Regions from separate parts of the Homo sapiens genome. Here region 1 is linked to region 2. The links are chromatin loops, found by intact Hi-C in ENCODE. Cell type or tissue: dorsolateral prefrontal cortex. All regions are shown on one strand. Links, peaks and the distances in the headings refer to the core of each region. The heading gives the core; the rest is flanking DNA. Region 1 overlaps PEX5L (peroxisomal biogenesis factor 5 like). Region 2 overlaps PEX5L (peroxisomal biogenesis factor 5 like).

Region 1 (15,378 bases), core at 5,002-13,001, 210 kb before region 2:
CCATAATTCTCTATTTTAAGACTTATTACATTCAAAAATCAACATGAAAATAAATATTACAATAAACCACTGACAGTTTCCAAATAGCTAGATGTTTGGCATTTAGTCATTAAAATTGATATTTTTCTGCTTTTCAGTTGTAGTATAACTATTTGATATTTTATATGTTGCTTTAGCAGTCATTTGGCTAACAATGGAAGAAAATACGGCCTGTAAGCATGTTTTACAAGTGAAATAAAGTGCCCTGAAAAATTGAATTAGAAATTTAGAACATTTCTTGTTCTAAAGGTGTTCACCACTGTTTCTCCTTGGACTGACTAGACTGGCCATTTGAATAAGCATAGAAAGAATGATGAAGATTTAAAAATTACCATTTTGCAATCTCCAGAGTAAAAAGTGACTCAAATAAGAATGATCAATGGATGTTAAATCTGAGGAGGAAGGCAGTATGGGAATAAGGTATTTACATAGCATCAAAATGTCATCCATAAATTACAAAAGAAAAAAAGGAACTTTTCAATGGCTAAATTGGATAACACCTTAACTAAGTCATCAAAATCAACATCACCAATAATGGACAGATGGAGCATGTGCCTCTGGACATGATGCTCTGAAAAAGAGACAGCGTCACTCAGGTAATAATCATGCCAAAAATGCACAACCTGAGTCTAATTATGAGAAAACAGACAAACCCAAAATAAAGGCTACTCTATAAAATAAGCAGATTGTGTTTTTCCAAAATATCAATGTCATGAAAAAACAAGAAAAAGCTGAGAAGCTGTTACAAATTAAAAGGAGACCAAAGAGATATGACAACTAAATGCAATATATAATCCTAGACTGGATCTTGGGCTAGGAAGGAAATTGCTATAAGGACACCCTTGGCACACACTATTGACCAGAACTCATATATGGACTTTTGATCAGTATTATTTTTGTTTTTACATTTTTGAACTGGATGACTATACTGTGGCTATGTTAAAAAGAAATCCTTGTTCATAGGACATACACGTACTGTATGAAGTGATAAAAAGCATGGTGTGTATATTTAATAATCTTATGTGTATGCATGTGTGTGTGTATATATACATAGAGAGAGAGGGAGGGAGAAGGAATGAAAGATAATGATAAAGCAATACAGCAAAATATTAAAAACTGCTAAATCTGGGGAAAGGGTTTATGGGAGTCCATTGTACTCTTTTTGTAATTTTTCTGTAAGCTTAAGAGACTATTTCAAAATAAATAATGTGTTGGAAAAAAAGTACATTGGGGCACTGGCAGACTTCTAGATCTAGGCTAGGGGTGAAGGGTCCAGGGAACAGGCAGGGGCAGAGCCCAAGTCAAGCCCTGAACAGGTCAGTGTGGACCCCACTGCTGCCTTCACAGTACAAAGAACAGCAGAGCTTGCACCCTGACTCAGCAGGCCTGAGACACTGGTTCCGCAACTACCCTGCTGCTGCTGCTGCTGCTGCCCACAGAAACCCCATGTTACAGCTTCAATGGCTGCCCTTACTGCCAGGATGGACTCTCTACCATGGCTACTTGTCTGTGTCCAAAATCCTATTTCAAAATGGAGGGCAGATACGGCTGATTGGTGGAGCTGAGCCACACGTTCATACCGGGGCTCCAAGATAGTCTGTAAAAGTGCATATTGGCTTCTCACCAAGACTGAGAGTGTGGGCAATTTCCCAAATGTAGAAAGAGAGTTTAGATTTGGGGAAGTTTTTTTTAAGTGAATGTCCACCGTAACATGTTCAGATATTGCTTGAATGTAAAATAGACACCTTGGTCTCTATCTTGATTGACTAGAGTCCAGCCTGGCTTGAGAGATAAGAGTTGAAAGGAAATAATTCTCTTTAAGCCTGCGTTTATTTAGTACTACCTGCCATTAGAGACAGGACTGTAAGAGAATATGGTAGAACTAGCTTATATTGGCTTATTAAATCATGTAGCAGAGAAGAGCAGAATGGTTCCTCTATCATTGATCAATGTCCATCTACTGCTCACTCCTTTTTGAGATATTAGAAAGAGCCATATAAAGAGTTTAGTAATTAATTAGGGAATTAAAATACATATCATATACCTTAATGATAAGAACATCTTTTTCCTCCATGTGCGGGAATTTACTGTGAAATATTGGGCACATTCATGTTTCATATTCATGCAAAGGATGATGATAATCAAGATGCCCTGTGCATTTGAGTCATTAATATTGATATACAGTCTCTTATATAACCCTTTAGGAAGATTTATGTAAGACAAAAAGAAAGTCTTCTTAAGCTTGAGGAAAGATTAAATTAAAATGGAATCTTGGAGGTATAAAGGTCTTTAGAGTTCACATAGCACAACTTGGTCATTTCACATGTGAGGAAACTGAGGGCTAGGTCTTGATGGCTCAGATTTCTTCAATTAATTGCCTATTCCCAAATTGCAAAAAAAAAAAAAAAAAAAAAGAATGCTGAAAGGCTTTTGATGACATTCATCATACGTCGCTTAATAATTCCTCACATTTGAAGAGGGAACAAAACATAGTGCTTAAGAGCTTCTGCTCCAGCATAACAGCCCCAAGTTCAAACCATGGCTTCACCACATAGTGTCTATGATTTTGCTTGAACTTATCCTCCCTAACCCCCGCTTTCCTCACCTGTGACAGGGAGATAAGAAAAGTACCCACACATTGTGATGACTTCATAAGGACTAGATGAGATAATGAAGGTATAAGGGTCTTAGAATATAATAATTTATCAATTATACTAGCTCTTATGTTTTTATAGAGCTACCAAAATGTTTCTTAACATACTATCTGTGGAATAAAGAGTTTAGCCACGGCGTGCCTGTTATACCTGTTGTTCACAATAGTGGCAGATGCTTACTTTTCTTGTTTTCTCACAGTTCTAGTTTTTTTTTATTTCCTCGTCCTCAATTCCTTGCCTTACATACGCTCTGAATGTTTACTCATCCGTCACTATTCCCTTCAAATGTTACCCCCTCAGTGAGTGCTGCTCTGCACCACCACCCCTCTCCCAGCAATGCAGAATTAAGGATGTTTTTCTTGATGCTTCTTTAGCAGCTTACATGCATTGATAATACAATACCATAATTAACATATAGCTTTAATTATTTATTTTTGTCAGTCTCCCCAACTTCTTGTAAGCTCATCTGTGGCAGTGACTTTATCCAATACATCTTTATATTCTTGGAGACTAGTAGTGCAAAGTATATACTCTTTACATAGTACTTATTGAATGAATAGATGACTTGATGATTAAATGAATGAATGTGAAATACTCAGAAGAGTCCTTACTGTCCTGAGTAAGGACTCCAAAGTGCAGTTGAGATGGTCTCCGTGATGCTAAGATACACACAGCCTCAGGATCTGGTCTATTCCCATGAGCTGTGGAAACAAATGCATATCAAGTGAAGTTTCTACACACTTGAAATGAAATCAATTACAGGGAAACCTTATAAACCTTATAATTAGATTGCCACTGTAATTAACCAACACTCCACTGTCAAAGCAGTCTACGCAGTTTAATGGGTTCAACCTCTTTAAATCTGGAGGACAATTTAGGACTGCAGACTTAGAAATATAATAGATTCTTCTAATGGTTTCTAACTGTATCTCTAACCAGCCAAGATCATGTGGAATTAGAAGCCATTCCTCTAAAGTTCTGGACACCTCTTCACCACTTCAGCTGGTTGTCAACAACAATTTTGATAATAATGCTAACACACACACCCCTGAGACAACTGAGGCTATGACAGAACGTTATGATGTCGGAACTGCTGTCGGAGGCTGTCATTTGCTTATACCCTGTTGTAAGGGTTGCTTATACCCCCAGCCCTGACCTCCCCAGTTACACATGCATGCACATGTGAGTTCTCTCTCTCTCTCTCACACACACACATGCAGCTTTTCACATCAGATCCAAGGAAGGAGCTGTACTCACAATGGTCATACAATGGTCATCCAGTGGACTTGTCTATTTTGTGCACCTATCTGAACCATGGGTTCCTTTTATTCTATTTTTTTTTTTTTTTTGAAACGGAGTCTCGCTCCATCTCCCAGGCTGGAGTGCAGTGGCATGATCTCAGCTCACTGCAAGCTCCGCCTCCTGGGTTCACGCCATTCTCCTGCCTCAGCCTCCTGAGTATCTGGGACTACAGGCGCCTGCCACCACGCACGGCTAATTTTTTTTTTTTTTGTGTGTGTATATATATATATATATATATATATATTTAGTAGGGACGGGGTTTCACAGTGTTAGCCAGGATGGTCTCAATCTCCTGACCTCGTGATCCACCCACCTCGGCCTCCCAAAGTGCCGGGCACAGTTACTCTTATATGTGAGCCCGAAATACGGAGGAGTGATTCTTCCCATTCAGTTACAGGCTAAGAAGATTCAAAAATCCCATGTCAACACAGAGGTCTTTCTAAAAGGAGACAAGAAATACCAGTGCCAGTGACATGTACTACCTTTGTGCAAATAATAAAAATGTACCCTTTCTGGGTGGACCAAATATACAAAGACTGTGTTTTTTCCTGGGGAACACAATCCCACACCCAGGCACACACTTGGTATGTGAGGTAGAGGGTTGGATTTCAGACCTGAATAGTGCCCCCTCACCCAGACATCTTTGCACAGCCAATCTGCACAACCATAGGCATGGCTTTGAAGGGGGTCTCCTCTACCAAGGTGCTAGGTATGGCTCTGAAGGGGGTCTCCTCTACCAAGGAGCTAGGTATGGCTCTGAAGGGGGTCTCCTCTACCAAGCAGCTAGTCTCTCCCTCTCTCTCTCTCTCTCTCTCTCTCTGTGTGTGTGCGTGTGTGTGTGTAGATGAGTGGTGAAAGGTGAATAAATTAGCTCTATTTTACCAAATATATTCAAACACAAATTGGATGTGTTTGCTAAGGCTTTTATAGAGGATGGTCTCTTTAAAGGCTTACTGGCTTTCCTTCCAGCTCTAGGATTCTATTATTATCAGGCCTCTAATTAGTGATACAATACATCTGTGAGTGCTTGGTCAGGGCCGATTCCCCCAGTTTACTACTAACCATATAATGGAAAATACATTTTAAAATTTTGCTAACATCGAGAAGCTTGATATTTCTTACGAAGCCAAAGATCAGCCTCTCCTAATTCTTCAGAGGACGTGCTGTTTGGGAGCATGCTGCCGTATGTCTCCTCATTCTGCAAATAAGACATTTTCCTGTAAAGCTATCCCTGATATAGCAGATTCTTATTTGTGATATAATACTGATATCTCTGCTACAATAGTCACTTTTTGTGACAGTGAGATGTTCGTAAAAGTTAATCTTTAGAGTGCCTCAGTGAGGTTGGCAAAAGATAGATATTTTATCTCTGTCATGCTGATAAAGAGAATGCAGCATACAGGTTGGACCACCTCCCCCAGACTTCCTTGTCAAATCAATTGGGGACTGAGGAGTAGAATCTGGGTCTTCTGTTTTTCACTCTATTGCTTGCGCCTGCATAGCAAATTCAGGCCATATCTCCATGTCGGTACCTCAGCCGCTGCAAAATGACTCAACTAACAGGAGATAAAATGATTTTGCAAGTTTTCTGGACATTGCGGTGGCCTTGGAGGGTAGAAATCACTGATGCATTCTTTCTACCACTTACTCAACACAGATGTAGAATCCAAATAGCTTTACCGATACTCTGCACTCAACACCTGTAACATTTATGCATGTAATACTCTGAGAGCCCCTTTGTGTAGGATGGAGTGCACTTGCTTAGTGGAGTACAGAACAGTCACAAAACACCCATCTTTTATGCAGAAATCCCCTCTAGAATCAGAAATGCCCAGAAGGCCAGAATAATATTGAGGCTATGGGATTAATCGGAGCTCAGAAGCCCAGTGTGGAGACACTTTTCAAGATCCTCAATATTATCTTGATTGTATGTATAAACCAAGCTGAAATATCCCCACTCAAAATTCTATTACTTACCTAAATATTTTTATGTTTTATTTTGTACTTTGCTATTGTAAAACATTCAACATTAATAAGGTAGTTAACCAAGTGTTTCATGTATTACTTTAATGTTTTAACCTCCTTTAAATTAACCCCTCTTTTAAATACAAGACTTTACTTGAGAAAAATCCGTTGCTATTTATTTGAGGGAGTTCTCTTAATTTCTTATGATCTTAGACATCCATTTATGCAGGAAGAGAAAACACCAGCTTTGTTGAAAGGAAACTACTTCTAAATGGCAGGATCAAAATTATTGTGGAGGAAATATGCACAGCTCTTATTTTACTAATCTCAATTCATATTAAAATATCTATTTTAAATGGAACATTTGTTCCCTAATGTCTTAAAATTAATTTTAAACTTTCAATTAATTTAGGAGTGTGGAAGGACTAAGAAGTAACATTATAAAAATCAGAATGTGATAGCATTGATCAAATTATTCAATGTAAAATTAAAATACCAAAATAAAAATCATGTTTTCTTTCATAGCTGATTTTGTTAAAATTAATATTTTAGAAATCAACTCCTAGCACATTCATGTGATTATATTCTGGTTTCAGAATCAATAAGTAATAGAAATTAAATGTTCTGTGTTATATCAAGGAAGCATTACTCCCATCTTCTATTTTAAGAGTTAAAATACATGTGTTTTTGGGTCTCATTTGTCCAAAATTGTTATTTTACCTGTGGCTTATACTGCACATTATTCTGGTGTTTTAATAAATGCTTAAACAGATAAAGAAATGTTAAAGTAACTAAGCATCTATGCTCATCCTCAATATTTGTCCACAAACCAGTTACATCTCCCCAACTTAACACCAGTCTCACTAACTGACTACCTGTACCTGTTCCAACTCAAAGTCAACATGTTCAGATATGGACTCACTGTCACCACCACCAACTGTACCAACTTCCGTAAGGCCTACCTCTTCCCCTATTTTTCTGGATTGTGTAATAGCACCACCATCCACTCAATTACCTAAGTCAGAAACCTGGGAGTCATCCGCTCCTCTCTCATATCATCCTTTTATTTGAAGTCCTTTCATGTTAAGCATCATCTATAATAGTGTTTCTAAGTGCAATCATCTTTAGAATCATTGTCTAGAATGCTCGTTAGAAATGTAGATTCCTGGACCCCACTGCAGCCCTGTTGAATAAGGCTCCCTGAGAACGAGGCCTGGGACTCTGATTCCACAGTTGAACTTAATGCACACTGAAGTATGAAAAACACTGGCCTCCACAATAATATATGACTTATAAGCCCTACTTTGCTGTTTTCTCATCTACAATGTCCTCATAAGAACTCCAAACTCTAACCTTACTAGATTTTGAACATGTCCCCAAATTGGACTTGTGCCTCCATGCCTCTGGCCTTCTCTAGTGATGTTCTCTCTGACCGGGTCACCCACATTCTCACCTACCTGGCCGATCCTTGCTTATCCTTCAAAATCCAGCTGAAGGTATCACTTCCTATAAGGAGTCTTCCGTAAACCTCCAGGGCTGGGTTAGATGCCTTCCTCATGTTCTCATAGCACCCTGAGCCTGTGCAGAACTCTGTCTCAGCTCCCCTTACCCTACTTCTTGGTGGGGTGGTTCTCTTGGCTGTATCTTGTTCATCTTTTCAACCCTGGTACCTAGCACAGAGCCTAGTCATGGTGGGCAAGCAATACATGTTGGATTAAATAAAGAATTGTTGAACAAATTCATCTTTTAATTAGCCTTAATTAGTCTGCTTGGTTTGATTTAAACTTCTGAAGAGTCCCATAGACTAGTATAGATTAAGCATTTTATCTAGCATCTTTGAAGATGAAATTAAATTATTATGAAAATGAACTATTCCCTTTAAAAAATCAATTATTCTTGAGTAATGCATTCAAATTCCTGTCTGATTTTTTTTAAGGCAAGTGTGAAGAACAAAAGAAAGAATATAAGCCAACAGGCAAAACACTTGGATCCCAGGCCTGTTTCTGCTCTAACTTGTATATGACTTGGGAAACATCACTTTATCTCTGTGGGTTTCAGTTTTCTCATTCACATCACAAAAGGACTGGTAGAATCTGAAGCTTTTCCCAGTAAAATAATTTTATTATTCTAAACTAAACTTTAATAAATTAACATTTTGAGATAGTACTTAATGTAATAAAAAAGCAATTTAAATAGTATCTAGAGTTTATCATGTGTATAAATCTTATATATAAGATATATGTAAAATAGGATATATGTGTAAAATTAGATTTTATTGGGGGAGAAGCTGTTGATCTAACTTTACGATAAAATTAGACCAATGTTATATTTATTCTACTTTTTCTACTTAGTTCTAATATTTTGTTGTATTGGTTTAAATTTTTATTTTATCAATTAATTGCATGATTTGCTCATTATATGAAATGATAATCATCTGTTATTTATCCCCATGGATTATATAATTGTAAGCGAAATGAATATCATGGCGTTATTTGACTGAGAAGATTATTTTCATATTTTTCTTCTGGTTTTGAAGACATGGGGGAAATTTTCGATGAGATGTTAATCCAAGTTGTAGCAATTCCTACCTGTGTGACCTTAGACAAGTTTCTTAATCTCTCTGACCATCTCAAATTTGAAAATTGAAGTGTACATTAATTCGTTAAGAAGCCTAATTGTTTGATTTCTGACTCTTGTCGATAAGAACATTCACAGATTTGTTGCCAAGTTTTAATACTGGATTCTCTGCTTTAGAAATATCCTTATATTATTGAGGGGGGACATTATCCAGTTGATAAAGATTATCTCATCAAAACAGAGACCACTACTTCCCATCATTTAAAATTCTACAATAAGGTGATCATATGGAAATTATACCCTCAAACTAATTAATGGGATAAGTTAGTTGCAGTGGGAAGTATTTCTGTTTCCTTTTATCTCTCTGATTTCCTCAGTCCCAAGGAAATACAAATATTTTCATTGACAGTTATATTAGATGCAGAATTGTGAATTGCCTTTGGTATACCCACTTAGAGAGAATTGAAGGAGGAAATATGATGATAAATAAAAATGGGAAACTAGAACCTCAAGGTATGCTTCTACCTTAAATCACTGAAATTGCCTGTTTGCACATTTAAAATGAGGTATCCTCATAAGTCAGAAGTAGAAACCAGAGGCTAAAATTCCAACCAGAGCCAGGAGCACACTTTTATAGAATGTTAGCAAATTTAATACCTTGGGACAGTGAAAGTTCTTGGCAAACATTGATTTACTGGAGATCAGAAAAAGTTGGTTGACTGGGAGGAATATTTATGCATTTATATATGCATTCTTTAAGTAAGCACGATTATATGAGTAAATTACAGTCTACAGAGAAACATAAAATCCCAGAGACCTGGAGTTCAAATTATTGACTTTATTTCCAACTGTGACCCTATATGGCCTTAAACCTTTATGATCTATTCCATGGCCCTAAACACAGCCTACAAGACATTACCCTACTGAGCAATGGAGAAGATTGTTTGGCACACTTCCTTCACACGTTCCACTCCTTTATGCACACAATTAAAATAGACACCAATACACGGAGCTAGAAGAAATGGATTTCTGCATATTGACCATTCACACCTGATTGTGAAATAAAGTTGATTGTATTGATTTCTGTGGCTCTATGATGCCTTTAATAGAGTGGCCCGAAAACTCTAGGCTTGCTGTTCTGGATTTTAACAAACAAACAACAACAACAACAAAAAACAGACAACTTGAACAAATTGAATCTGCAGCAACCTTAGAGAGCCATCTCAGAGGCAGGGGGAGCCCTTTGAGAAGCATAGCAACTGGATGTCACCCAGTAAGACAGGCAGGCCTGGGTGAAAGGCTTCGTGTGAGCTGTCTAAATGTTTACCTCAAGCTTTCTGCAAATTCGTGTGTGTCATTTTTCATTTCAGAGCAGCACCCACTCTCCTATTAGAATGAACAAGGTTCCCAGGCCAACAGAAGCTCTTCCCCTCTCTAAAAACGAATAAAATGAAAGGCAGGTTTGGAAATGACTTGCACAGCCATAAATATTGGCGCTATCTTTAACATGATTTTCACTTCAAAAAATATGTTTTCATTTATAACATAGTTTATATTCATAACTGCATTGTCAAGTCAGAAGGACTGGCCATATCACCAACCAAGGCACCGACTGTTAGTTACTTGTCATCAGCCGGTTAGTGGTAAAGCAAGACTATGTTGCATTCTGTGTTATTTCTTTTAGAATATTCTTACATGAGATATTCACTGGCTAAAATGGTTCCAGCCCATTCAATAGAAAGGTTAACACAGACCTACCAAATGATGGAAAAATTGCAAATATAAAACTAATCGTGACATAATATATATGTATAAAAATATTATATGAAACAACGTATGTTTTACTTTTGTTCATATGAGGTATATGGTATATATTAATAGATGAGGAACCAGAACACTGCCTTTGGTGGGAAAGGATGTTCTAATGTAACGTATATGTTCCATTCAGTTCCTGACACACTGTACAACCATAATAAATAGAAATTGCTGAAATCCACTTTGCCTTTTGGCTATACTCCCAGGAAAGCTTATCTGATTTCCAAACTGTGGGTGCTAAAATAAAATCTGAGAAACACAGAGCAGAATAAGAAATAGATCTCTTCAGCATATCTGATATCCACCTACCCTGAGTCCTCATTCTTCATCTTAATTTTTCTTTATTTTGAATCGTGATTCCTTTCTCTGAACCTCAACCTTTTCTCAGAAGTGCTTATCCAAGTCATGTTTATAGAAGTAAATACTTATTCATTCATTCATTATCAAATATTTTTTAGCATCTTATCTTCTTACAGAAACAAAGCTTTATGATATTCCCTCTTATTTGGGAACTTAAAAGTTAGCTGAAAAGACACAAACTTATGTAGGAAGATCAGATTTAAATAAAATAAAGAAATAAATAATTTTTATAAGGAAATATAATTATATATAAAGTATATGGAAAATGGGTATTTGAAAATATGGCTCAGTTGTACATGAGTGACAGAAGTACACACTCAGTTTGAGAGTAAATTAATAGGTCATATGTATAGTGTTTTGAATTAAATATTGAAAGATAGTCCCCAATCAAATAGAATGGTTTTTAAAATCTCTATTAAAAATGGCAACTTTTCACATAGTTCACACTGATAACGGCTTTAAAATACATTTTAGGAATGTATAAGAGAGAGAAACTTGCAAAGGCATCCTGGGGCTTGAATCTGTAATCCATATATTCTTTTTTCCAGTGTTATTTCAAAACCTAGATGTTATGTGAGGAAAATGTCCCTTTCCCAAAACAGCAGAGAGAAAATCATAAAAGATATTTCCGTCTGGGGATGTGTAAACATTTAAGTTTGGTAAACAGCCATTTCAAGCTATTCATAAGTCAAAAATATGGTGGCGTAGTGGTTCTCCCGATTTCCTTTAGACCAAAATTTAGACTCAAATCTGTAAACAGATCTTTTTTTATTTTATCATGAGACAGCAATTTACCCACTAGAGAAAATCTTGTATAGATGTTAAGCTAGTATAAAATTTCATCATGAAAATATAACTTCATAAATAAATATGATGTGTTAATGAACATTACTCACTCTTTTTACATAAAAAGTTAGCAATAAAATATGAAATTAAATACTTGGATTCATGAATCTATAATGCTCTGTTCTTTAGGATTCCTGTGGAATTAAGTATGTTTATTGACAAAGCAAATGATCAAGAGCATAAATGGAAAGCTATTTACATTTGCAAGAAATGTTCAAATATAAATGCAAATAAATCAGCTAAATTAATAAGTAGGAACATTTAAGAATAACACTTTACAACTAAGTATAGATTTACATCAGAAAGGTAATAAAATCCATCTGCAACCCTGTCTGAGTTCTTGGAAGTTCAGCATCATTCACTTCATGGGTGAAGGTCAAGGTCAGGCATTTATTGAGAGCACTGTCACCTCTGGAGCCCCTCTGGCTCCAGCTGCACTGCTGGTACATGTCTACTTCTTTTGTGATAAAAATCAGCAAGAATTTTCTGTATTGTTCATTCCTGCGTGATAATTGAACCAGGTATATTCAAGGACAAATTAAACAACCAAATTAAAGGTCAGTTGCAGAGATAGGTGAACTGTGTTAGTACCTTGTGAATCTCATCTATTTTAAATTAGAAATTTCTTAAAGACAAGGGCATGATTTTAAACATTCACATATATAGAGAGATAGATATATAAAAATATTTCATAGCACTGAGCTGACATCCAATTAATAGGAGGCTAACTTAAACATTAGAGATAGCAGTAAGGATTTAATAAAACTTTAAGTATTATGATATAATCATTGATCAAAGTCATCCTTCCCCATGGTATGACCTAGCCACATTTTTCTGGAGATAAGATTAACACATTAGAATAAAATTAAGGATAGAATTAAAAACAGAAAGATAAGATATTGAGTGTTGGTGGTGGTGGTGGTGGTGGTGTTACAGCACTTACTTCTCTTTGTGGAAAAGAATGTTTTTTCCCCAAATCAGTCATGCTCACTTGTTGTGACCTAAATCACTATCAGCCATTATTTCTCTGTCTCTGTAGTTTAAACCCAAATATCCCATTATGCCTTTTCATAATTTCATGTGTTGATTATTCATCCTACTTTTACACTTTTGTTTATTTATTATACATTATATATAATATATTAAATATTATATATTATATGTTATATATTATTATATTCTATGAAGTACCTCCTATGTATCAAGACAAAAGTCAAGAAAATTAGTTTCAAATCTCTTCTATCATTGCCCTTCATTCTTCTGACTTAAGTCTTCTCTATAGCTTGGCTTCCTCACCAATAGTGAGGAGATTAATATATAGAATGGTCTGAGGCCCTCTCTAACTCTGAAATTCTAGTTCATGAATAACCATGGCCATCCTCTCAGTTTGTTTATTTTGTGAATTCCCAGAAGTCCATGAAAACACTAAGGAACAATTCACTATAATTAGACATCAGGGATACTGCTTTGTTTTAGTTTTTAATAATATACAATGATGATAATTTTAAAGACTCTCTCACCATGTAAGACAATTATGGATGTTTCTACCATGAATGGAGTCCTCAATAGGAAACATTTTTCTTCTGTTATACTAAGAGCATGACATTAGAATTAAAACACACACACACCTCGTTTTGGAGAAAACAAGTTTTCTATAAAATATAATTAAAATTTGGTAGCTCGTTCGCTAACTTAGCAGAGGTGGGATTTGAACCAGAAATTTGGCTCCAGAGTCAACTCCCTTGTATACAATATTATTTAAAAAATGTGTTTTAAACATTCATCAAATGTTAGCAGGAAGGGATACAAAGATGAATGAGGTGTGGTTCCTGTCCTCAAGGGGTTTACGGAGCCAACCCATCTTCCAGCAAAACATTTCTCTAAGGCTCTGCTAAGGAATGAGACAGAGCCCTTTCTGCCGGTAATCCCCACAGCACTTCATCTGTTTCTTTCTCAGAGCACTTTTACAAGTATGTTATTGCTATTTGTGTTTACCTCTCACATTTCTTGCTTGAAAAGAATATACCTTATTCATGTTTATGCTCTATGTCAGTGCTGAATAAAATGGTTCTGCAATAACAGAAATAGGTACTGATGTTTACATGTAGCAAGCATCTTATGGTAAGTACAGTGCAAGGATGAAATAAAAGCCTTTGGTGAAATAGCTGCAATTGCAAGATCGAAATCACCATAATAATCCCAATTCAGATTTCGGGGTTCGTTTGTGGTTTTTCTTTGTTCCTCTGCTAGAAAAAAAGAAAAAATTTAGTGGAAAGAGACTTGCCTTATTTTTTTTCCAGTAGTATTATACATATAAAATAGAACACACACTTTTTATAATGAATTTTAAAACTGTTTTTATATGACTTAAAAGTTTAGCTTCTTTTACACTACTTTCCGTGGTTTATTTTGTTTTTCCAAACAATTTTCCAGATTTAAACTTTAGACATGCTTTATAGAGACTAAAACTCTAAGCTTATCTTTAAGTTTTAATGAAAGTAATAGCCCTACTTTCCTGTAACCTGGGAGTTTTGTGTCTGCATTCTTTTTTTTTTTTGAGTCGGAGTCTCGCTCTGTCACCCAGGCTGGAGTGCAGTGGCGCGATCTTGGCTCGCTGCAAGCTCCGCCTCCCGGGTTCACGCCATTCTCCTGCCTCAGCCTCCGGAGTAGCTGGGACTCCAGGCGCCCGCCACCACGCCTGGCTAATTTTTTGTATTTTTAGTAGAGACGGGGTTTCACCGTGTTAGCCAGGATGGTCTCGATCTCCTGTGTCTGCATTCTTTAATCTCTTCTTGGTATTAAGGTGATGTGCATTAGACATTGTCCCTTAATTGAAGCACAGAATTCAGGATAGTTCCTTCCTCAGCTAATAATTTTCTAAGAGAAACTAGTGACATGACACAGAAAACATAAAACACATTTCATTAATTTTCATTCTGCTTTCATACTCTTCAAGGGCATGAGCATGGATGCATTACTCCCTTTCCCACCCAATGGTGCCAAGACTTCTCAATGCCTTCAGTCCATACTTGTAGTTATTGCAGTTTGCAATGGAATATGACAAACAGACATGCTAAAGAGGTTCAACAAAATTTAAAGGGCAATGAAAAAATTAAAATTTGATTTTTTATTATGAAAGTCACACGTGTTCCTTGTAGAAAATTTGGACAAAAAGAAAGGTAGAAAAAAGTTAAAAATCAGTCATAATACAATCATTATTATTTTCTTCCAGTTGTTTTTCCTGCATTCTTTCTACAAGTGGAGGTGAATACCCTCAGGGAACTATGAAATACAAATTACATTTTATCCCTATTGTTTGAGTAGTAATTACAATAGCTAAATTGTCTCGAATGCTTACATATACCAGGCGTTCTACTAAGCATATCACATACAAACTTCAGTCCTCTCTGGCAATGCCATCAATTCTAAAGAAATGTTTTGTAGTTCCAAGCCATAGTTGAAGACACCAGATAGAGTCACAACTAATTTGGATCACTTGTGACTATGGAGCCCTTAGTCACAAGTGATCCAAATATTATAGAAAATAAGTATTTAAATGACAAATTAAAGATTAAAACATTGGTTTAAGGAATTTGTTTTGTTTTGTAAGAGAAGTAAGAATTTTAAGCATGGTAAACTTGTATATTGCTGTTGCCCAAATATACTCTTTGCCATCATTTTGATTTACTGAGACCTAATCTGGGTATGAGAAAAACGAAGTATTGAGAATTTTAAACATACACTTGTGTGCACACACATGAAGACTTATATGTGTTGCATTTAATGCTTTAACATTACAAAAAGTGTCATGGGTAATACA
Region 2 (15,378 bases), core at 4,973-12,972:
ACTACTTTTCTCCACCTTTTTGGATCATATTTTATAGATTAGTCAATAGCTATTCTGTCAAAAACACAGTAATTAAAAAGACAATTTAATGTCAATCTGACCTAGAAGAAATTCTGATAGAATGAGACAACGTAATTATCCAACGTGTGAAGGCAGCCAAGTTGGAATGAAATGCTCTTATTTTTATCGGTGTTCAGACAGACAGTTTGGCAGCTGACCAGAGCTTGGATCCTGACTGCTAGCCAGTTACTGAACTAGCTGACACTGAGGGTGGGTTGGAACAAGAATTGGTCTAATGTCACAATACTCTTGTCAGCCAGTCATGTGAGTGCTGTTGATTTACCAACAACAGAAGTGATACCAGTGGCATGGGAATGAAGTGGAGACTTGGGGCTATATTTCACAGGTGGTCATTATATAGCCAGCAAAGAAACTCTGTGGAAAAGATGCTCTCACACAACCAGGTAAAGTCCCAAGAGGATTCCTTAGAGGTACTCCCCTGATAGGAGCCCCAGCAAATGCACAAGTACAGTGAACAACCAGCCAAATCACTCATGAAGTCCCAGTTGCTCTAGGATTTATGCATTTAAAAACACTTGGTGGGGTTGGGGGGAACACTGAGGAATAAGTGTAAATGACTTGAAAGAAAAATGTGGAACTTTCTTACCTAAAAGAGCATATATCACAATAGCCAAGATATAGAAGCAACCTAAGTGTCCATCAACAGACAAATGGATAAAAAACAATGTGAGCCTGAACAACAGAGTGAGACCCTGTCTCTACCAAAAAAAAAAAAGAAAGAACTGTAGTTCTACAGTTCTACAGGAGACTATAGGGGACTACGCCTGTAGTCCCCAGCTACTCAGGAGGCTGAGGTGGGAGGATCACTTCAACCCCAGGAGGTCAAGGCTGCAGTGAGCTGTGATGGTGTCAGTACACAGCCTGGACAACAGAATGAGACCCTGTCTTAAAAAAAAAAAAAAGAAAAGAAAAGAAAATGTGGTACATATATACAATGGAGTACCATTCAGCCATAAAAAAGAATGGCATCCTGTCATTTATAACAACATGGATGGAATTGGAGGTCATTATGTTAAGTAAAATAAGCCAGGCACAGAAAGACAGACTTCATATGTTCTCACTTGTTTGTGGGAGCTAAATTTAAAACAAATGAACTCATGTGAATGGAGGGTAGAATGATGGTTACCAGAGGCTGGGAAGGGTAATGGGCAGGGGAGGGGGGTAGGGAACTGGGGATGGTTAATGGGTACAAAAACATAGTTACATAGAATGAACAAAATCTAGTATTTTATAGCATATTGGGTGACTACACTCAACAATAATTTATTGTACCTTTTAAAATAACTAAAACAGTATAATTGGATTCTTTATAACACAAAAAAAGGATACATGCTTGAGGTGATGATATCCCATTTACCCTGATGTGACTGTTACACACATCACATACGTGTATGCCTGTATGCCTGTATCAAAATATCTCATGTACCCCATAAATACATATACCTATTAGGTACCCACAAAAATTAAAAATTAATTAATTAATTAAAAGAATAAAAGAAAAACTATATATAGATAAGTATATATTATTATTTTGTGGCGGAGGAAGTCTCAGTAATATTCAGTTCTGGATAGCATTCATGATATTTTGCTAATGCAACAAATATTTATTGAGTATCTACTCTTACACTAAGTACTGGGGATGTGATGACGAATAGTCTCCGATTTTAGTAGATCTGCAATCTACATAGTCATTAAAATGTCTCTCTCCTCCAAATACTCTGTCCCTCAATGGGCCAGGCAATCTCATAAAATTAGAACAACCATCTCATTAAAAGTAACTGTCTTTTCCACAAGGAAATCATAGCTAAGTGAGAACACAGGACATTGATTCAGATCATCAGACTCTGGGCTGTAACTCGTGCCCCCGAGGTCTGCCTGAGCTCCATAGCCCCTTACTCCCAGAACCCCATACCCACACTAACCCCACATAAGCCAGTCACACCCTGTGGCTTTTGATGGGGCATTTTGTCCTTCTAAGCACCTATGGAGACTGAAGGCCTCCACTTGATCTACTCTTAAACCTTAGTAACATCATCAACACACTAGCTTATTTGTATCTATCAAATTTAAAAGATTTTATGACAATCTATGCAAGTAAAATTGCAACAAATAACATCTCTCAGATACTTCAGATGAGAGTTTAAATTGGACAAATTTTTCTCAAAAACAATTTAGCTACACATTTCAAGGGCTTAAAAATAGCTCATAACCTTTAACCTAATAAATCCCTCTGGGAGTCTATCCTAAGGTAATAAGTACATGCAGCAAAGATTTGTGCATAAGGCTTTCACCGTAGTTTTATTTATGATAACAAAAACTTTAAAATAACCTGAATGTTCATCAATAGGGGATTGAGTAAATAAATATAGCCTATCCATGGGAATAATTTTAATAACATAGAGAAATCACAATATAAAACTAAGCGAGGCCTAAGCTACAAGACTGCCTATGTAATATGTGCCTACTTGTTTAATTTATATGCTCATAGAAAATACCAGTTATTTATACATCCTGTATTCTTTAAATTTTTACAATTAAAAAAAAATCTTTAACTTTAAAACATGCATGCTCAACAGGGGCAATATAGCCCCCAACAGGCAAAAACTGGTTCAGGGTGAAGGCAAAAAAATTCTTAGCTATGACAATGGTTTGTAGTTCTCCAAAGGGCCCTAGTAGGTAAACAGATATACAGTATGTGGGATTCATATTTCGGGGTATGGGTGGTAGCACTTAGCAAAAACATGTCTAAAGAATCAGTATTTTTAAAATCTTGAGGGGAAACTGTTGAAACAAAAAGAACAAAAAATATCAGAAGAAAGCAAACTCAAAAATATTAGTGGTCGTATCTCGGTTGTGGCATTACAGGTAACTTTTTGTATCTTTTTATATTATTTAGTATTATCTAAACTTTATACAATGAAAATGTACTATATTCATAATAAGGAAAAGCAGAAATTTAAATTTAAAATAAATAATAATTAATCAAAATAAATAAATTTAATTTAAAATTGTTTATTATGCTTTAAGTTCTGAGATACCTGTGCAGAACATGCAAGTTTGTTACATAGGTATACACGTGCCATGGTGGTTTGCTGCAGCCATCAACCCATCATCTACATTAAGTATTTCTCCTGTTGCTATCCCTCCCCTAGCCCCCGACCCCTCAACAGGCCCCAGTGTGTGATGTTCCCCTCCCTGTGTCCACGTGTTCTCATTGTTCAACTCCCACTTATGAGTGAGAACATGCGGTGTTTGGTTTTCTGTTCCTATGTTAGTTTGCTGAGAATGATGGTTTCCAGCTTCATCCATGTCCCTGAAAAGGACATGAACTCATCCTTTTTATGGCTGTATAGTATTCCATGGTGTATATGTGCCACATTTTCTTTATCCAGTCTATCATTGATGGGCATTTGGTTTGGTTCCAAGTCTTTGCTATTGTGAATAGTGCTGCAGTAAACATATGTGTGCATTTGTCTTTATAGTAGAATGATCCTTTGGGTATATACTCAGTAATGGGATTGCTGGGCCAAATGATATTTCTGGTTCTAGATCCTTGAGGAATCACCACACTGTCTTCCACAATGGCTGAACTAATTTACACTCCCACCAACAGTGTAAAAGTGTTCCTGTTTCTCCACATTCTCTCCAGCATCTGTTGTTTCCTGACTTTTTAATGAGAACTTATTGAATGTGAGAATGAGAAGAGAAATCAATGGCTCATGCACTGGCCTTTTTCTGTGTTGCAGGGATATTACTTTCACACTGAAAACCCCTTCAAGGACTGGCCTGGAGCATTTGAAGAAGGCTTAAAAAGGCTGAAGGAAGGGGATCTGCCAGTCACCATCCTGTTCATGGAAGCAGCAATTCTTCAGGACCCTGGAGATGCAGAGGTGTCATTCTCCCTTCATTCTGCCAGACTCAGAAAGGGCATGTGCTAACAAGGGACAGATAACACAGAACTCTGCTGGGTCAGCTTTTCATCAAGTAAAGGTTCCCAGAGGAGTTAACCTAGCTTAGTCTACTTGTTTAAAAGTTACAAATAAGTACCCGTTTTCTAACCAAATTTCTAATTGGCAGTGTTTACAGTGCCTATAAATAAAGATTGGGGGCAGGAAAAGAAAAATCAAAATTACCAACCTGAAGGCTTATCAGTAGTTTTCTTTTTTTGAGACAAGTCTTGCTCTGTCAACCAGGCTGGTGTGAAATGGCGCAATCTCTGCTCACTGCAACCTCCGCCTCCCAGGTTCAAGCGATTCCCCTGCCTCACCATCCCTAGTAGCTGAGATTACAGGTGCCTGTCACCACGCCCAGCTAATTTTTGTATTTCTAGTAGAGACAGAGTTTCACCATGTTGGTCAGGCTGGTCTCGAACTCCTGACCTCAAGTGATCCACCGGCCTTGGCCTCCCAAAGTGCTGGGATTACAGGCATGAGCCACCGCGCCCAGCGGTAGATTTCAAGGGACAGTATATAGCGGTAGTTTTCAAGGGACAGTATATAGTGATGTCTGGCTCTTGTGTCACACTGTACATCACCCTTGGTTTACTCACGCCACATTTATTGAACACATACTATGTTCCAAAAATTAGACCAGGTCCTGGCTTAAACTATTAAAAGCTGAGAAAACATATCAGGTGGAAAACATCTTTATGGTCTATCTGGGAAAACAAGTAAAAACATCAATGTAGTGTAATAAATGCAATGTCAGAGTGTGCACAGGATGCTGAGAGACTAGAAAGCATCCAGCCTTTCTGCACAAGTGAAGCCAGGGTGGGGGCAGGAATTAAAGGCAATAGGGGAGTCAAGTTTTTGTTACAAGAGAGCGCTATGTGGGTAGGCAGAGGGGCATGAAGCATCCTGTTAAGAGGAAGAGGGGAGGAGAGAATGGTAGAGGGAAGGCAAGAAGAGATAGGCAAGAATTTGAAATTCATCTGAAAGCCATGGGAAACCACTAGGGGCCTGTACTCAGGAGAGACATACCAACAGATTGCATGTTAGAAAAACCCCTTTCTCCGAGATGAGAAGAGTGATTAGAGACAGAGGCTGGGAGACCACCAAAAAGCTTCTGCAGTCCTAATCCCCTAGATTCCTAAACCTGTGAAGGCCTATCATAAGATAGTGTCAATATAATGGTTTCTTCTTTCATTTGTAATTTTCAGGAATCATCATATAAAGAATATTCCCAAGGGAATCTGCAGAAATTGTAGCGACCGGTATATATACTGGTGCTGAGAATGCAATGTAGAATAGTGGTTAAGCATCTAGGCTGTGCTATCCCAACTGCATAGGTTCAGATCCCTGTTCTACCTGTTAGCCATGGGACCTGGGGCAAATCAGTTAAACCCTCTAAGTTTCAGTTTCCTCATCTGTAACATGGAAATCCTAATAGTAACTATCTCATTGGGTGTTGCAAGGATTAAATTAGTGCACACAAATAAAGTGCTCAGCTCAGTGCCTGGCACATCAATATTTAGCCTTCATTTTTATTATTGGTTGTACTTTATGTAGGAAGAATGAGTAAACTGATCACTACTTAAATCTTGTAATATCTTGTTCAAAAGGCTTACAGTGAAATGGGGTTGAACTGAAAGCTGAAATTCTGAACCAAAATATTAGAATTTTTAAAAGATAGGCCAAGCGTGGTGCCTCATGCCTGTAATCTCAGCACTTTGGGAGGCTAAGGCGGGAGGATCAGTTCAAGCCAGGAGTTCGAGACCAGCTTGGCCAACGTGGGGAAACCCCGTCTCTAGTAAAAATACAAAAAAAAAAAAAAAATGGCCGGGCGCGGTGGCTCACGCCTGTAATCCCAGCACTTTGGGAGGCCGAGGCGGGTGGATCATGAGGTCAGGAGATCGAGACCATCCTGGCTAACAAGGTGAAACCCCGCCTCTACTAAAAATACAAAAAATTAGCCGGGCGCGGTGGCGGGCGCCTGTAGTCCCAGCTACTCGGGAGGCTGAGGCAGGAGAATGGCGTGAACCCGGGAGGCGGAGCTTGCAGTGAGCCGAGATTGCGCCACTGCAATCCGCAGTCCGGCCTGGGCTAAACAGCGGGACTCCGTCTCAAAAAAAAAAAAAAAAAAAAAAATTAGTTGAGTGGGATGGCTCATGCCTGTAATCCCAGCTACTCGGGAGGCTGAGGTGGGAGAATCACTTGAACCAGGAGGCGGAGGTTGCAGTGAGCCGAGATCGTGCCACTGCACTCCAGCCTCAGTGACAGAGCAAGACCCTGTCTCAAAAATAAATAAAATGAAAGATATATTCTCGTTGTAGAAGAGGAAATTATTACACTAATATGAAACTATAGGCCACCCCCTAAAAATAATAATGTCATCTTACATAAATGCTATGTATTTTACAAGGCGTTTTCAAATATATTACATTATTTGACACAACAGCCCTGGAAGATTTTTTTAAGGACATATTACGATCTCAGATTCATAAATAAGAAAATGAGGGCCTGTGGTAACTAACAAATTCCAGACAAGGACCCAGGGCTTCTGAACCTATGGAGACCTCAAAGTTAAAGTAATAACACTGCAGACAGTGAAAATGACACCATGGCCAAAGGCTAGAAAAACGTCCCCAGAGAAAGACTATTTCATCAATCTTTTCTTAAGAAGCATTCTAAGATATATGAAAGGTGAAATCAAAATAGAGGTTGCTGTCTGTATGTTTAAGAGATTTAAAAGAATCAAGGATATTTGGAGGGAGGAATAATCAGTATTTTTATGAGTTTATAAGGTATATGTAATTATAACCCATGAGAGGAAAAGCCAAAACCATTCAAATGGCACTTTAAGATAACTGTGCTTTCATAGAGTTTTGTTTTAAAACGGTATAATCTAAAATGATGTTTGGGGAGTGTGTAAGAGTCTTTGGGGAGTGTGTAACTCTCCCAGCCTTGGGAAGGAGAGTTACACACTCCCCAAACATTTTTAAACCTTAAGACCCTAATATACCTCCACCCCCAGCAAATTTGAAGACAATGTGTGTAATGAGAGGTTTCTGCTTGTGTGTATTACTCTTATAACAGTGTGAGAGTTATTGTTCTTATGAGTATACAGAGAAAAATTTGCTGTGTTAAAAACTTTAATTCTAGATATAAAAACATAAGCTATCTGCTTGAAGATGTTCTTCATATTATTTACAATAGCAAACAATTGCAACCAACTTAAAGCAATAAGGGAATTGTTGAGTAAATAATGGAATAGCCATTCAACAAAATCCAAATTAAAAATTACAAGGATTTTGTAAAAACATGAAAAAGGGCTTAAGGTACGATGAAATGTATAAATGTAGACTATAAAATTATGTCTACATTATGATTGTGTTATATGTTTTGTGCATTTTAACAGTGATTACCTTAGAGGAATGAACACATCATGGGAGATTTTGTTTGTTTTGCTTTTCCTAGTTCCTAAATCTCCTGTGAATTCTTCTAGTAAGTGACTTTCATTCATACAAGCTAAGTTAATATTGTACATCTTGAGATTCCTTATTGTAAATTTCATTTAGCTACATTTCTGGGTTATATTTCCACCCCTTTTCCTCACAATCGTATAATTTTATATATTTATCCTTTGGTTTTAAGATACCTAATATAACGAAATCTCAGAAATTCAGAGGTTTCCATCGCACTGGGTTATAGGAAAGGATAAATACTGAACGAATTTGGAAATAATGACAGAGGATCTTGAGCCAGGTGTCACAAGAGAGTTTGAATGAAGAAATGCATACAATATTTTTCCCTTTTATATAGCGCTCACATATGAGACAGCTTGCTCTGCATAGGGGATCCATCACAGGTCAACAAACCAACTGAAGCACATGAGTAATTCTGCTTCATCTTGCAATGTTAACATCAGTTGTCTTTCGTAGGCATGGCAGTTCCTCGGGATAACCCAGGCGGAGAATGAAAATGAACAAGCAGCTATTGTCGCCCTCCAGAGGTAAAGGAAGCTAAGTGCAAAATCATGGGCCTGGTGGATACTTGTTAATGAACTTCCTGTTTCAGATTTGTCTTTTGATCTTTACTGAAGTACAGTGTAAAGAATTTGTAAAGGATAAGTGCTGAGATACCGCATATCACTCACACTTAGCTCTGAAAAACAACTTAGAATGAAGTCATGTTCCTAACAATGTCTTACTATCTACAAATCAATGGACATTCACTGGCACCAGAGAAAGCCTGTGTTAAACCCAGTCATAAAGTAGACTCATTGAATAAATAGTTCCTTTTAACGTTTTAGCCTTCTGAAACATCTGAAAATATTCTTCAAAAAAAATAAGTGGAGTACTGACTAATGGTCTGGATGACGTTGGAGCAGGAGGGATGGGAACAGTGGGTGTGTGTAATATTACACCCTACTTGACTAGAGCTCCTATTTAAACCCTGGAAAAGTAGCCTCTGCCAAATAGACTTCCACTTTCCCTACCTTTTATTTTGAGTGCCTTTAATATAGTGCTATAGGAAGAGAATATATATGTGTGCGTATACATATGCACACACACACACACACACACACACACACATACATTCCATATGTTATATGTATGGTGTTTATATGAATGTACATACATAATGTATGTGTATAAATCCTATAGCTTTGGAATATCAGATTGTAAGAATTCTAGACTCTTGCAATTCTAGGGCTTTACAATCTTGGAATCCTAGATTTCAAGATTCTGTTGGTATTTGATGAAGTAACGGTGCCTGGGGTGTGGCCCTGCGTTCAGAGCCTTTTCCTACAGATGAGAGAATTGGGGATCAGGAAAGGTCAAGGTCACACAGAGAGTATGTAACAGAGACAGAACTTGAACCCTCATCTCCCAACTCCACATCTGGAGCTCTGAGTCAGTGGTTCTTAACCCTGTATACACATGCACATTAGAATCGTTTGGAGGGGAAAAATAATGCCCAAGCACAGCCCAGAGATGATCATTTAATTGATCAGGGCTGGGAACCAAGCAGCAATAGTTTTAAAACTCCCAGGTGTTTGTAATGTGCATCCAGAATTAAGAACCTCTCTACCCAGTGCTGATAATCTGGGAGATTAGGCCCACCACAGAGTGGTATTATGTCCTGCCTAGGGCTTGCTCCTCAGAGTCTTATCCAGAGACCTCATCATCACCTGAGAACTTGTCAAACCTGCACAATCCCAGGCCCACCCCAGTAGACCTACTGGATGAGAATGAAGATTTTATAAGACACCCCAGATGATTCACATGCACTTCAGTTTGAAAATCCCTTGCTAGAGGCCAGTGGAATAGAATGAGGGGGAGTAGCTTTAGCCTGTGTCTCCTGTAAACCCACATCAGTAGTTCTGAAAACACAGGAATTTCCCTCTCCTTTGCAAAAGACTGTAAAATCTTTCATATCTAGATGTCTACATTCAAGTCAGTTCTCTTTGGGGATAATAGATATTTAATATATTGGTAGTAGAGGCCAGGTGTGGTGGCTTACACCTGTAATCCCAGCATTTTGGGAGGCTGAGACAGGCGGGTCACTTGAGGTCAGGAGTTTGAGACCAGCCTGGCCAACATGGAAACCCTGTCTCTACTAAAAATACAAAATTAGCTGGGTGTGGTGGGCATCTGTAATCCCAGCTATTCGGACGCTGAGGCAGGAAAATCGCTTGAGTCCAGGTGGCAGAGGTTGCAGTGAGCCAAGATCACACCACTGCACTCCAGCTTCAGTGACAGAGTGAGACTCTGTCTAAAAAAAAAAAAAAAAAAAAAAAAAAAAAAGCAGCATTAAAATAATGATATCCCCTATTTCTCATGAGATCTCATTAGATTAAGCACTAATAAATCATGTGCAGGGATAAGCCACATAGTTTTAAAGCTACTTATTAAAATTACCAAACCTAGCAATCATTAGGGTAAGTTTTAACTTTCTTAAAAATATGCTGAGGTCTCCATTTTTATGTGGATAAATATGGTGCTTTCCAGGAACTTGACATAAGCAAGCTTACCAATGCTTTTGCAGTATTTAGTTAATAAAGACCCCCCACATTTTCTGAAGAACTGTTAGATTGTGGCTCAAAAAAAAATCTGAAATTGGCTTCTTTTTTTTTTTCAGGTGCTTAGAATTACAGCCCAACAACTTAAAAGCTTTGATGGCCTTGGCTGTGAGTTATACTAACACTGGCCATCAGCAGGATGCCTGTGACGCTCTGAAGAATTGGATTAAGCAAAATCCAAAGTACAAATACCTTGTGAAAAGCAAGAAGGGATCTCCAGGCCTCACCCGGCGGATGTCTAAGTCCCCAGTTGATAGGTATCCTTCTCGTTATATTACAGCTGGCAGTAAACACCCATATATACAATGAATCACCTAAAGGGCAACTAATGAGCCTCACACCCTAGACACCACCCACTCCAGAATGGTTTGCAGGACAGTATTCTGCTGGAGGAGCATCACTCGTTAGAAAGATTAATGCTTAGACCAGGGCCAACCTTCGGGCACATGATCTACATTGTGGGCACTCACAGACATTTATCTGAGTGCCACATTTTAAAGTCAAATGCTTTGGACACAGAATTCACCCAAGGTGAAGTATAATAAATACCAATGCTCCAAGTTTTATCCAGCCTGAGAATTAGGAATGGGGAAAATGAAAGTCTCGTCTTCTAGAAATTTTGTTTTCTTTTTTTTTTTTTTTTTTTTTTTTTTTGAGGCGGAATCTCACTCTGTCGCCCAGGCTGGAGTGCAGTGGCACAATCTCGGCTCACTGCAAGCTCCGCCTCCCGGGTTCACGCCATTCTCCTGCCTCAGCCTCCCGAGCAGCTGGGACTACAAGGGCCCGCCAACACGCCCGGCTAATTTTTTGTATTTTTAGTAGAGACGGGGTTTCACCTTAGCCAGGATGGTCTTGATTCCCTGACCTCGTGATCCGCCCGCCTCGGCCTCCCAAAGTGCTGGGATTACAGGCGTGAGCCACCACGCCCGGCCTAGAAATTTTGTTTTCTATCAGCAATAAATCCTTATGTTAAATCCTTATTCACTGAGGCCTTGGGAAACTTAGCTGTGGGGTTTTCCACATTGGCACTCATAGAGTCAACAGAACTCGCCTCGTGAAGACCTTACTTAGCACAGTCTGTATCCGTGTACAACAAAATAGTTCATGAAATTCAACCATATTTTAAAACATTCAGCATTAATAGTCCTCTCATTGAGTTAAGGTATTTTAAGCAAAATTTTCCAGTCTGTAACGAAGAGACTTCTTGAAATACAGTCAAGGGATTTAACAGTAAATCATTTATGTTCTGACTATTTGGATTACAAATCTAATTTTTTTTTTCTCTTGTAGCTCTGTTCTGGAAGGGGTGAAGGAATTATATCTGGAAGCTGCCCACCAAAATGGAGATATGATCGACCCAGACCTGCAGACAGGTCTAGGGGTTCTGTTCCACCTGAGTGGAGAATTTAATAGAGCAATAGATGCATTTAACGCTGCCTTAACTGTTCGGCCAGAGGTAAGACAGCACAGCACAGCAAGAAACCACAGCGTTCTCTGTAACAAATAAGTTTTCACAGGCTACACCGTCTACATTTCTTCTGCACTTTATTTCCCTGACTCCAATGGTTTAAAGTGATGGGTACTAATAATAATGTGCTACTGTGGCTGTTAATATTGAAATACCTGAAATACAAACACTAATATTGAAATACCTAAAATAGAAACACTAATTGATGTTGTTGATGACAACATCAAATGGTAGCTGTTCATTGACGAGTGAAAGTCATTTGACAAAACTGTCCGTGAAGATTTTTTAGTAATTCACCTGGCCATGGTCTCCATCCATGAGCACTGCATAAATTTTTAGCCATCTTCCTTTCTCTGCAGAGAAATACAGGAATGCTCTGTCATTGTGCCTTGTACTGGGTTGTTAGAAAGTTCTGATTTTGTCATCAGGACTATTCACTATGGAACCGCCTCGGGGCGACCTTGGCGAACGGAGACCGCAGCGAGGAAGCCGTGGAGGCCTATACGCGAGCACTGGAGATTCAGCCAGGATTCATCCGGTCCAGATACAACCTAGGAATAAGCTGCATCAACCTGGGCGCCTACAGGTGAAGTACAGCAACAGGCCAAGGATGAAGGCCATGCCCAGGACTGAGGTCGAATAATCTGAAAGGTTGTTTCCAAGTAAAAATGCCTGCCTTGGTAGGAGTATTCCTCCTCCTGCCGTTAAGGGTGAATGTGGAGCCTTCAGATCCCAAGGCCTGTTTGAGCAGGAACCCTGTGCTTCTCTGGTTCTCAATCTTTAGAGAGCAGCAGTTGGCTCCGCATCTTGGGAAATGCAGATTCCCAATTCCTGGCCCCTGAGATTTTGATTCAGTTGGCCTGGATTAGGACAAGTTATCAGCATTTTCAACACCCCCAAGGGCAACTCTTCAAGAAATAGTACCCGTCAATCTTTCATTTTCCACTTAAGGAAAAAAGAGCCTTGGGGGTGTGGGCAAGGGGACCTGGCAAAATGACTTTCAGAAAGTCCCAGAATCAGTGTTTAGCAAAGCAAAACTAAGAGTCCAGGTTTTCTAAACCTAATATACCAATCAAGTTAGTTGGGAGAAAAGAAAAAACACAACTGGGCTTATAGTTTAAAATGCCTTTCTCATTCTCGTCCTTCGTCGTTAAGGTCTGCGTCCTCTCTTTCTTTTTCCCATTACCAGGGCCTAGAAATGACCTTTATTTCTTTCAGATAATGAAAGTATGGGTAATCTTTTTTCTTCTTTCTTTTCCCATTTTTTCTATTTTCTAAATAAACCGGTATTACTTTCATAATTTGGAAAAAGAACTAAATGTTAGTTTTGAACCCCACAAAAGATGTAAACCCTTTCTCATTCTCTGAAAGAGCCAGGCTTTAATAATCAGACAAGCCTGTGTTAAAATCACAGCTCTGCCATGTACCGGTTTTGTGACTCTGGTCTATAATTTTTAGCCTCAATTTCTTCACTTGTTAAAAAAAGAGAGAGAAAGAGGTAATGATTATTTTTCAGGATTTTGTACAGGTTAAATGTAATTGCCTAGCACAGAGCAGATGCTCAATGCCTAGCAGGCATTTATTATGATGATTATTATTTTTGCCATCATCATCCTTATTACTATTATTTATTTAGTAAGTCATCAGAGAACTGTATAACTAGATTTCACTCTTTTGACATCTAAAGAATGACTGCTTCTGAACTGCATTGGTGCATTTTGCCACTGGCAAACATTGAGATCCTAGAAAATAGTTGTTGCACTGTACGAAAAAACTCTTACAAAGAGCATTAGTCACTAGATTAACTGTGTCAAGAGAATTTTCTCAGATCAAAACCAGGAAGAGCTGAATGACTCCTTACCAAGCGGCTTGCTTTATTTTATGGACACTGTGAAATGTGCCACTGCAGAGGCCCTGTTTACATCAGCTGTGCAAAAGCCCAGAGCTGACTCTGTGCCACCCCCCTACACATCAGCTGTCCAAGCCCTGCGGATGTCTATTTTGTATCCTAACTTCATTCCTGGCTTCATCTGATTTTCCCGGCCAGATTTCCTATTTACGTCTTTCATTCACTTTTTTTCTAGATATGTTGTGTATATGTATTTTATGAGACACCTTAGATTCCTTTTTTTTTAGAACAAGGGAGATGTAAAACAAAATACATATATATATATAAAACATATAATGTAATTGTTATAATTGTTCTTACAAAAGAAATATATAAATATTACATACATTTTATATATATACTATGTATATTTTATATATTTTTTTTCAATTAAAGGAGGCTTTTATAAAGCTCCTAGATGAGTTTTTCTTAATTATAACTTCTTAGGGTTAGAAAACAATAATTGAGTGGCCAATAAAATACTTTCTTGGCATTCACAGATACAAAATTCAGCAGGGTTACTGTTTTCAGGGACCCATGAAGGCTCATGACAGGTAAAAATGGCCACCTCCGTTAAGGTGTAAATTTTAAATCCTCAAGCAGAAAGTCTCCCATACTGGAACAAGTCAATTTTAGGGTTGCCAGATAAAACACAGAATGCCCACTTAAATTTGAATTTCAGATAAACAACAAATAAGTTTTTAGTGTAAGTATTTTCCAAATATTGCATGGGATGTTACTGTACAATTGGCCCACCATATCCATGGGTTCCTCATCTGTGGGTTTAACCAACTGTGGATTGAATACATTTCTTAAAAAACACAACTTTTTAAAAAACAATATAGTATGACAAATACATAGCATTTACATTTTATTAGTTATAAGTAATCTGGAGATGATTTAAAGTATATGGGAGGTGTGTGCAGGCTATATGCAAATATTATGCTATTTTATACAAGGGACCTGAGCATTCTCAGATTTTGGTATTCTCAGGGGTTCATGAAACCAATCCCCCACGGATACCAAGGGATGTTTATCTGAAGTTCACATTTAACTATGCATTCTGTATTTTTATTTGCTAAATCTGGCAACACTACTCAGTTGGCTACTTTGGAACGTATCGACTAAGTTTTGTGGGTCTTTTATTGTCATGCCAGGTGGGGGAAATCTGAGAAGTGGTAAGAATTTTGTGCTTTTTCCTGAAAAAAAAAAAAAAAAAAAAAAAGACCATCGAGTGAGACGTAATTTTTTTTTTTGAGATGGAGGCTTCTGTCACCCAGGCTGGAGTGCAGTGGTGCAATCTCGGCTCACTGCAACTTCTGCCTCCCAGGTTCAAGCAATTCTCCTGCCTCAGCCTCCAGAATAGCGGGGATTACAGGCGCCCACCACCATGCCTGGCTAATTTTTGTATTTTTAGTAGACACAGGGTTTCACCAGGTTGGCCAGACTTGTCTCAAACTCCTGACCTCAAGTGATCTGCCTGCCTCAGCCTCCCAAAGTGCGGGGATTACAGGCATGAGCCACTACACCCGGCGAGAGAGAGACATAAATCTTAAATGAATTCTGAAAAGAAGTATAATTTGAGGTATAAGTGCATACTCAGGAAATAACAACCCTCAATAGAGAAAGAGCTCAAAAGGAAGCGAGGAGCTGGTTTAAGTACTTTCAACTTCACAAACGTCTTGGGACCGCTCCCTCAAGAACTGCAGGTGTCGGTGTATGTAGCTGTAACATTTGCTGCTTGTCATCACATTTTCCATAAAGAGTCAAAGGCAAACACTACCCTGGTACCATATACAATTAAAATAAGGAGAGGAAATTGTTGGTGTGAAACTTGGCTTTAGCTCTAAATGTTACACCTTTGTCAATAGAGCTCCAGACTACAGCTTAGACCAATGAGTCTTAACCTTTTCAAAAA

The links. A loop is a pair of places that touch in the nucleus more often than their neighbours do. Peaks named below come from ENCODE experiments on the same cell type or tissue, not always from the same donor. Only the 100,000 strongest peaks of a DNase experiment are listed, where the experiment ranks them.
Region 1: it touches region 2 in a loop (19-fold over the local background); 5 of 110 quality-filtered maps call a loop at or near these places.

The regions. Positions count from the first base shown.
Region 1 is chr3:180,013,209-180,028,586 of GRCh38, reverse strand. All of the region lies in intron 1 of PEX5L (peroxisomal biogenesis factor 5 like), which reads left to right. Among named protein-coding and RNA genes, the nearest start is that of PEX5L, 16 kb to the left of the region's middle. RefSeq lists an enhancer at 13,733-14,232. In dorsolateral prefrontal cortex, for the core only: CTCF peaks have their summits at 9,570 and 9,771; a DNase peak (open chromatin) is centred at 9,796; H3K4me3 peaks cover 505 bases; H3K27ac peaks cover 3,144 bases.
Region 2 is chr3:179,804,454-179,819,831 of GRCh38, reverse strand. It overlaps PEX5L (peroxisomal biogenesis factor 5 like), which reads left to right. Exons shown (of 15, transcript NM_016559.3): 10 at 3,828-3,971; 11 at 7,961-8,031; 12 at 10,164-10,361; 13 at 11,395-11,560; 14 at 12,001-12,158. Among named protein-coding and RNA genes, the nearest start is that of PEX5L-AS2, 86 kb to the left of the region's middle. RefSeq lists an enhancer at 8,171-8,220. In dorsolateral prefrontal cortex, for the core only: CTCF peaks have their summits at 7,835 and 8,036 (motif pointing left); a DNase peak (open chromatin) is centred at 7,991; H3K27ac peaks cover 2,021 bases.